Regions from separate parts of the Homo sapiens genome. Here regions 1 and 3 are each linked to region 2. A link is a contact called in ENCODE Hi-C or POLR2A ChIA-PET data. All regions are on one chromosome and are shown on one strand. The core of a region is the stretch at or near the end of the contact, and the rest is flanking DNA. Distances in the headings are between cores, read along the strand shown.

Region 1 (2,700 bases), core at 179-2,678, 280 kb before region 2:
TGGTCCTGGCCCAGCAGGCCTGCCCCGGCCTGAGCCACCCCTCTCAGGGTGCCCAGGTGGAGTTCTATTTGGCAAGACAACCTGCATCTATGTGACAGGTAGGGACTGCGTTCCTCCTATGCGCTGCCCGTTCTCAGCACTCGGTATGCAGGGGTGAACCAGAAGAAAGTCCTGTCTGAACACGAGAAGAAATTACTGTCTAGCCCGTGGGGCTCACAGCCTGGGTGGGAGGCAAGCCACCAGCATGACTTGTTTATGAGCATTCCACAGAAGCCACAGCCTGGTAGGCAGCCCTGAATCCCACGAGCGGCCTCAGGAGAGGACTCTGGGTTGGGAGATGCTTTGCAAAATTACAAACACGGGTGACTGTGGAGGGAGATGGGGTGGAGACAGGGAACCGCTTTGGGTGGCCAGGGCAGCCTCCCTGAGGAGGTGACAGTTTGAGGTCTGATGGAGGTAGAAGCAAAGGCCTGAGGCTTTAAGGAACAGGAAGAAGCCCATTTGAGAGGACCTGTGGGGAGGAGGCCAGGGAGGGCCAGGAAGGCCTCCGGGCACTGAGGCCTGGGAATTTCCTTCTGAGCCGCACAGGAGGCTCAGGTGCGGTTGAGTCAGGGGTGACATAACTTGCTGCTAGTGTTGGACCTGGGTGACGGGCACCAGGGTCCCCTGGACTATTCTCTTTCCTTCAGTTTGAAATTTTCCACTATAAAAAGCTTAAAATAGGCCAGGTGCGGTGGCTCACTACTGAAATCCCAGCACTTTAGGAGGTCAAGGCGAGAGGATGGCTTGAGCTAAGGGGTTCGAGACCAGCCTGGGCAACATAGTGAGACCTCCGTCTGTACAAAAATACAAAAACTAGCCGGTCCTGGTGGGCTAATTCTCCTGGGGTCAGGATGATTTCTGTGCAGGCTGCAGTGAGCCGTGACCGCGCCATTGCACTCCAGCCTGGGCGACAGAGGGAGACACCGTCTCAAAAAAAAAAAAAGGTTATAAAGTGCTGCTGCATTTTCATATTACGATTATTGACCGCTGAGGGTGACTGTGCTGTGAGGCCCGCCGGAGGCACCAGAAGGCACAAGCCTCCCACTGCCCCTTTCCCCGCCAAGTCCCGCAGGTCTCGCAGTCGCGGGCGCCCCCACCCCACCCCTGCCCAAGGCCAGGGTCGCAGTCCCACCGGGTGACGGCAGTCGCGCTCCGCGTGGGGCAGCGGCGAGCGGAAAGGGAAGCCGGGCGGGGCCAGGGGGTCAAACACGGGCGACAGTCCCGCCCAGCCCCGGACCTGCAGCGCGCACAAGCTCGGGCGCCCTCCGAGCGCCGCGCCCAAGCCCCGCCCCTCCCGCTTCCCGGGCTCCGATTGGCCGAGCCACCGCGGGGGCGTGTCCGGCGGAGCTGGCCGGGACCCGGGCGGAGCGGGCGGGGACCCGGGCTACTGCGGTGTGGACTCGAGGGCTGGGCGCGGGGCCGGCGCAGAAGGTGAGTCCCCCCACCGTCCCCCGGCCGGGCTGCGGGTCGCGGGGCAGGCGCATGAGGCGAGTCTCCCATCACCACCCCCGGACAAGCGAGCTCTCTCCCGCCGCGCGGTCTTGGCGGCTCCTGGGCCGGCGGGGCGCAGTGCCGCTGACTCCAGCCCAAGAAGAGGCCTGGGAAGGGCGCTCCTGGGCGGCTTGCGGGGTGAACCTGCAGGGAGCCTGGGGAGAGCGGTCAGGGGTCAGAGCGTCCGAGGCGGAATCCCCGGGGAAACGCGCAGATGTAAGCTGGTGGAGGTAAGGGGGTCGCGGGCCACCCGGGACTGCAGGGGTCTCAGCGCACCCGGTCGCTGGTGGTGTTTCCGGGATCCTGGCCTCGTGTGGCCGCCGGGACCTCTCTTCTCAGCCCCAGTCTGCAGTCTGGAGGCCTGGATGGGACCACTGTCCCCCTGGGCAGGGGCGCGGCGGGGGGCGCTGGGGTCCCAGTTCCTCTGGAGCAGTTGAGTTTGTGATTCTTGGTGGGAGCTGCCAAGGGAAACAGGGTCGGGCACTGCTCCCATCTCAGAGAGGAAACTATTGAGCAGGCCCGCAGAGAGAGGCGGCCTGGAATCTCCCTCCTTTCTCGTTTCCCCAACACCTGGCGGGCCGTGTAGGGCAGAGGTGTGGTCAGCCTCTTTGCAGGTGGGAAAGCAGAGAGGTTCCGAGCCACGCTGAAACTTGATCTCTGCAGCCCAAGGGGAGCACTCCTTTGGAATTTGAACACCTCTGGTATCTCCTGGCCAGAGAGGGTCAGAGGCCAAGGAGGTGGGGAGGTAGTCCCCTAATGCGCTGGGATCGTCCCTCTGCACAGCGTCGTTCCCACTGGAGTCTGTTGTGAGCTGAGATGACTCTCTGACTTCGGCCTGCGTCCCTGCACACGTCAGCCCTCCGGGCTGCCAAAACACAGGCCAGGCAGCCCTGGGTGAACTAGGGGACCTGCCCAACCCAGCCCACCCCGAGGAAGGAAGGGGGATTGGCCAGTGTGGCCTGGAGGGTGGGACAGCCCAGCCAAGCTGACGGACCTGCTCGGGATGGGGTGGGCATCAGGCATTTGGAGCGCAGGCAACACCCGCTGGACTCTGACTTCTGGAGTTCTGATTTGGTCTCTGGTTGAGTGCAGCTTTCCACAGCTCATGGTTATTTTGGAGCCGAGCTTCCTGATCACTCAGCAGGGACCTTGGGCAGTGACTTTGAT
Region 2 (2,700 bases), core at 27-2,526:
GTTCCAGAGGTGATGATGGTTGGATATGCAGTGAGGAAAAGACAGGAATGAACATTTATCTTTTCCCAAGTTGTCCTTGCTTTCTTCCTTTGAAGCCATAAAAAGGAAAAAAAGGGTGGATCTGGACTTGGGAGCTGGGCAGGAGTGAGGGAAGAGAAGCAGAGCAAGCAGGCACACCAGGCTGTGACTCTGCAGGCATCTCTCTGCCTAGACTTGTCTGTATGATGTGGAACGAACACGACCCATCTTTACTGCTAGCGACTGCAGCAGATAAGGCAAGGCCACTTTCACGCAGTTAGGTTAATAGGAGGCTGTACAAAGGGCTGTAGGAGGAAGTGGGCACAGGAGTTCTAAAATAATTGGAACGGCCAGGTGTGGTAGCTCACACCTGTAATCCTAGCACTTCAGGGAATCCAAGACAGGAGGTTAGCTAAGACAGGAGGCTCGCTTAATGTCAAGACCAGCCTGGGCAACATAGGGAGACCCCGCCTCTACAAAAAATAGAAAAATTAACAGGATGTGTTGGTGCGGGCCAGTGGTCCCAGCTACTCCTGAGGCTGAGGTGGGAAGATCGCTTGAGTCTAGGAGTTTGAGGCTGCAGTGAGAAATGATGGCACTACTGCACTCCAGCCCGGGCGACAGACCAAGACTCAGTCTCTTAAAAAAAAAAAAAAAAAAAAGAAAAGTGGGGGCAAAGTTATCCTTGGAAAATTTCTTAGTCCATTCATAGCAGCATATTAAAATTAGTACAGTAGCTTAATTTATATAAGAGAAAATACAATGTGTACAGTAATTAATGAACATGCAAAATATAATTGTATATTTCAACTCACTAAAAAGGCACAGAAAGAGTTGAATTTGCTAAAATTAAATGTGCTTATGAAACAGCTCTAGTACATGAATTAAGCTCCTAGATACAGATGCAGCGCCAAACGACGGGGAGGGAGATGGGGCACTCAAGGCGACACGCGGCTCTTGTTGCCGAGCGTTTCCTGGGCGTGGAGCTTCTATAGAATGTAAGCTTTTTTTTTTTAAGGTTCCAAAGCCTATATTTAGTGCTTTCATATACGTAATCTCAAAAAAAAAAAAAGAAAGAAATATCGGCATAAAATGTAAGCTTCCAGAGGGATACAAACGCAGCCCAGCGCGGACACCGCCAGCCCCAGCCACGCGGTTCGCATCAAGCGCACTCCCCTGGGGGCGGGGCCTGCGCGAGCTGGGCGTGTCGGGGGCGGGGCCTGCGCGCTTGCTTCCGGCGTGCCGCGAGAGGCGGGGCGTGTGGGGAGGCGCGGCCGCCACGCGACGCCTGGCTGGGCCCGCACCGGAGAGGCGTCTCGGTACCTGGCAGGCGGCCTGCTACTCGGAGCCCGCTGCGGGGCGGCGGCGGCGGGGACATGCACGTGTGAGATGCGGCAGCGGGCGGCGCGGACGCGAACAGCAGCGGCGGCGGCGGGCGCGGCCTCCTGGGCGCGGGGCGCGCGGTGCCTGAGGGCGGGCGCGCGGGCGCTGGGCAACTGCCGGCCGCGCCGCCTGCGCAGGCGCTGGTTCAGGACTCACACGCCGCGCTGAGGCCCGCGGGCCCGTCATGGAGGCGCCCACCGTGGAGACGCCCCCCGACCCCTCGCCCCCTTCGGCCCCGGCCCCTGCCCTGGTTCCGTTGCGCGCCCCGGATGTGGCGCGGCTGCGCGAGGAGCAGGAAAAGGTAACTAGCAGCCCCGCGCCGCTTCCGCCTCCGCCCGCCGGGCTGCCCCTGCCTGTGCTCTGGGCCGCCGCCCCGCGTGGCCTAGGCCCAGCTGCCCGGGCCCCCGGAGGGAACGGGGATAAACTTTTGTCACGTGCTTCTGTTGTCTTTGTCTGCAGCCCTTTGACTTCGCAGCGGAGTGAGGGGTGTGCAGCCCGTTCGCCTGCCCAGGAAAGGGGGCTTCTGAGCTGAAGGCGTGCGGCAGCGCGTGGGAATTTGGGGGCGGGGGCAGCACGCTGTCAACGGAAGCGTTCGCCTTAATATTTGTAGCTTGTAATGACCTAAACATTGCTTAAAATGTGTACTGTTTGTTGCTCTTTGATTGCACGGAAAAGTTTTACCGCGTTTGTCATGATAATGCTTCCTGTGCAATATTTGGTTATTTAATATTTGTCACAATATAATGCCATTTAAACATTAAAAAAAAAAGAGAGTCTCACTATGTTGCCCAGGCTAATCTCGAACTTCTGGCCTCAAGCGATCCTCCCCCTCCTACCCTTCCCCACCTCGCCTCCCAAAGTGTTGGGATTATAGGCCTGAGTCACCGCACCCGGCTCATTTTTACAAATTTTAATTTCATCGTATAATAAATGAGTTTTAAACTACTGGTGAAAAGGGTACAAAGTTTTGTGTTTCCTAGTGGGACTTTATATAAAGAAGTATTCCCAATTTAAGAAATAGTTTTATTGTTAAATCTGATTTTTCTGTGGATTCTGTGGTCTTTCAGATTGATTCTGTCCCCTCAAGTGTCTTGAAATTGTTACTTTGAAAAGCAGTATTTAATTTGCTTAAAATATTTTATGTCATGTTTGGAAGAGCATGGATTATAAAGGGTTAGGAAGTTGCTTCAACACTATAAGCAGTTTAAAAGTTCTTAACTTTTTAATTGAACATTCCTGTATAAGAACGACTGTTTACATAGATACAAAAATATACTCAGTTCTACTAGATGGGGGTTT
Region 3 (2,700 bases), core at 71-2,570, 320 kb before region 2:
CACGACATGGTGGCCCTCCTTGCAACCCTCCCACCACCTGCTGCTCCAGCCCCCTTCCACCCACCTGCCAGCACCCAGCCACAGCCACAGCCCCCCGCTGGCCTCCCTGCATCCACGCCTGGCCTCACTGTAGCCCGGGTGACCTTTGTGAAACATGACTCGGGGTGCCTCTCCCGCTGAAAACCCACAAGCGACTTCCTGCTGCACGCAGAATGAGAGCCAGCCCCTGATCGGCATCATCAAGGCCCTTCCAGATCAGACCCCAGCCCACCCCTGCCATCGTGGTCCACCTTCCCGCTGCACCCTGTGCCTCTCTACACCCCCAAGCATGCGATTGTCCCCGTGCACATCTGTGCCTGCCATTCCTTCCTCTCGAGCTTTCTCCTGACCCCTCAATCTGCAGGCAGCCTCCCTGCGTTCAGCTCTGCACACAGGGAAGGCCCCATCATCCTAGCTCTGCAGCCCCCACCCCAACCAGTCACTCTGTCACATTACTCTGTCTGATATTTCCTTTTCCTTTTTTTTTGAGACAGGGTCTCGCTCTGTCACCCAGGCTGGAGTGCAGTGGTGTGATCATAGCTCACTTCAGCCTCAACCTCCCTGACTTAAGCGATCCTCGCACCTCAACCCCTCAAGTAGATGGGACCAGAGGTACATGCCACCATGCCTGGCTAATTTTTGTTTGCTTGTTTTTTTGAAGAGCTGGGGGTCTTGCTGTGTTGCCCAGGCTGGTCTCAAACTCCTGGCCTTAAGCAATCCTCCTGCCTCAGCCTCCCGAAGCGCTAGAATTACAAGCGCGAGCCACTGCATCCAGCAGTCTTATGTTTTGTGTACCACTTCTCAGTCCCCAGTGCAACCATATCTGCCTGTTTCATATCATTTTCTTCCACTGGAATGTGAGCTGCTCGGACGCTGGGACACTGCCCATGGTGTTCGCCGCCATAACCATTGTAAGCCCCCTGCAGGGGAGAACACTGCCTTGCATATAATAAGTGCTCAGTAAATATTTGTTTTCTGACCCAAAAAGAAAAAATGAGCCCAGGATGTGCCTCTAATAATGTTGAATAAGGGTTGGCACACAGCAACTGCAAGTGGTGCTGGTCAGTGACCCCTGTCTGGGCCAGATGAGCCCGTGTGGCTTGCCCAGGGCAGGGCAGCTGCACATCCTGAGTCCAACGTGCCACCCCCCCTTCCTTGTCGGTGGGCACCCCTGGTAGCAGGAGCCGCGGGTGAGAAGGCAGCCCTGTGCCACTGGGCCCTGGCACCCCAGCTATGCAGACCGAGGAGGTTATGCTCCATCAACAGCTGTGACGTGCAGCAAGTGTGGCCCGCGCTTCTCTGCCCCTTTCAGTTTCCCCCATGAAGCCCCAGGGTCTGGCGGGAGCAGCTATGGCTGGCGCTGCATAGCCTGGCCTGGAGAGGCTGAGCCCAGCAGGAAACCCGAGTCAGGAAACCCAAGTTCAAGGCCCAAGTTCCCCGAGACCTTCGGTTCCAACCACAGAGAACGTGAAGAAAGGGAGTGTGGTGTTTATTGCAGGCACATTTAATCTACACAAATTAAACTGTATCCTCTACCAAAAGAGAGGGAGGGAGGGGAGGAAAGAGAAAGGACGCTGTAGAGAGTGCTGCCAGTGGCTCTGTCCTGCCTGTAGAGTGCTGCCAGTGGAGGCTCGCCTTGCAGCGAATGTGAGACGGAAAGCATCCTCAGTTGCCCTGCTCTCCCAAAAAAGTGTGCGATTATAATGCTTTGTATAAAAAAACACAGGCCCCAAACAGGTGCTGTGCCACAGGGGCTTGTGCTGGCTCATGAGAGCTGATGTGTGCACCTCCTGCAGACGGCACATTCATGCCGGCACCCTGCAACCCTCATGGTGGGAACATTTACACAGCAATTTACACTATGCTACAAACCAGGGCTTGTTACACATGTACCAGCATCCCATCACTGCCCTAAATGCAAGCTGGCTGCTCTGTGTGCAGAACAGGCTGTGTTAAGTCATCTTTAGGGGGCTACCTAGCCCCATGGAAGATGGGGCTCCGTGGCCTGGGAGCTGGAGACAGAGCGCTTGCTGGCTAAGGCAGGGGAGATTGCAAACAGAGGATGTGTGTTTTCTCAGGGCATATGTTATACTTCAATTTAAAATGTTTGTAGAAGAACCATTTGGACTATTATGTGGGTGCTTAATAAATATCTGAAATCATTTGAGCATCTCTCCAGCAGTCTCATTTCTTAATGGTAATGCCAGGCCAGGCATGATGGCTCATGTCTGTAATCTCAGCACTTTGGGAGGCCGAGGCGGGTGGATCACTTGAGGTTAGGAGTTCAAGGCTAGCCTGGCCAACATGGTGAAACCCGGTCTCTACTAAAAATACAAAAACAAGCTGGGCGTGGTGGCAGGCACCTGTAATCCCAGCTACTCAAGAGGCTGAGGCAGGAGGATTGCTTGAACCCAGGAGGCGGAGGTTGCAGTGAGCTGAGATAGCACCATTGCACTCCAGCATGGGGGACAGATCGAGACTCTGTCTCAAAAAAAATAAAAATGGTAATGCCCAGGTTACCCTAAGTGGCTCTTGCTTGAAAAATCACAGATTTAAAGCAAGGAAACCCACATTCCTAAGAAATGCAGTATGTCACCAAACTCACAATTTTAACAGCTCCCTCCTTTCAAAATACGGGCTCTTCCGCTACCCCAGAACTCC

The links. A loop is a pair of places that touch in the nucleus more often than their neighbours do. ChIA-PET counts read pairs that join two places held with the same protein, here RNA polymerase II (POLR2A). Pooled maps may share reads with other maps.
Region 1: a map of ascending aorta shows a loop between it and region 2 (9-fold over the local background). The contact joins the promoter of PLEKHF1 here to the promoter of URI1 in region 2. A Hi-C loop is called at or near these places in 5 of 168 maps with a recorded cell type or tissue (B cell, CD8-positive, alpha-beta T cell, ascending aorta and 2 more), 12 of 37 single-sample maps with no recorded cell type and 22 of 50 pooled maps. POLR2A ChIA-PET finds 5 or more read pairs at or near these places in 10 of 52 experiments (CD4-positive, alpha-beta T cell, CD4-positive, alpha-beta memory T cell, HepG2 and 6 more).
Region 3: a loop to region 2 is called in a pooled map, with 2.2 times the contacts of the local background. The contact joins the enhancer-like site here to the promoter of URI1 in region 2. A Hi-C loop is called at or near these places in 1 of 37 single-sample maps with no recorded cell type and 6 of 50 pooled maps. POLR2A ChIA-PET finds 5 or more read pairs at or near these places in 3 of 52 experiments (HEK293, HEK293T and activated T-cell).

Annotation. Positions count from the first base shown.
Region 1 is chr19:29,664,033-29,666,732 of GRCh38, forward strand. It overlaps PLEKHF1 (pleckstrin homology and FYVE domain containing 1), which reads left to right and starts at 1,429. Exons shown (of 2, transcript NM_024310.5): 1 at 1,429-1,473. It overlaps LOC105372353 (a long non-coding RNA gene), which reads right to left and starts at 1,223. Exons shown (of 7, transcript XR_935896.3): 1 at 1,175-1,223; 2 at 1-175. RefSeq lists a silencer at 997-1,666 and enhancers at 1,188-1,741, 1,742-2,295, 1,747-1,866, 2,487-2,536.
Region 2 is chr19:29,940,963-29,943,662 of GRCh38, forward strand. URI1 (URI1 prefoldin like chaperone) reads left to right here and starts at 1,277. Exons shown (of 11, transcript NM_003796.3): 1 at 1,277-1,702. The coding sequence starts at 1,586. RefSeq lists an enhancer at 1,023-1,112 and a silencer at 1,133-1,802.
Region 3 is chr19:29,620,996-29,623,695 of GRCh38, forward strand. No RefSeq gene overlaps it. Among named protein-coding and RNA genes, the nearest start is that of POP4, 16 kb to the left of the region's middle. RefSeq lists a silencer at 56-105 and an enhancer at 1,197-1,256. Within about 2 kb of position 1,321, at least 4 of the 41 ENCODE cell types and tissues checked have a DNase peak (open chromatin) inside an H3K27ac peak, as active enhancers do.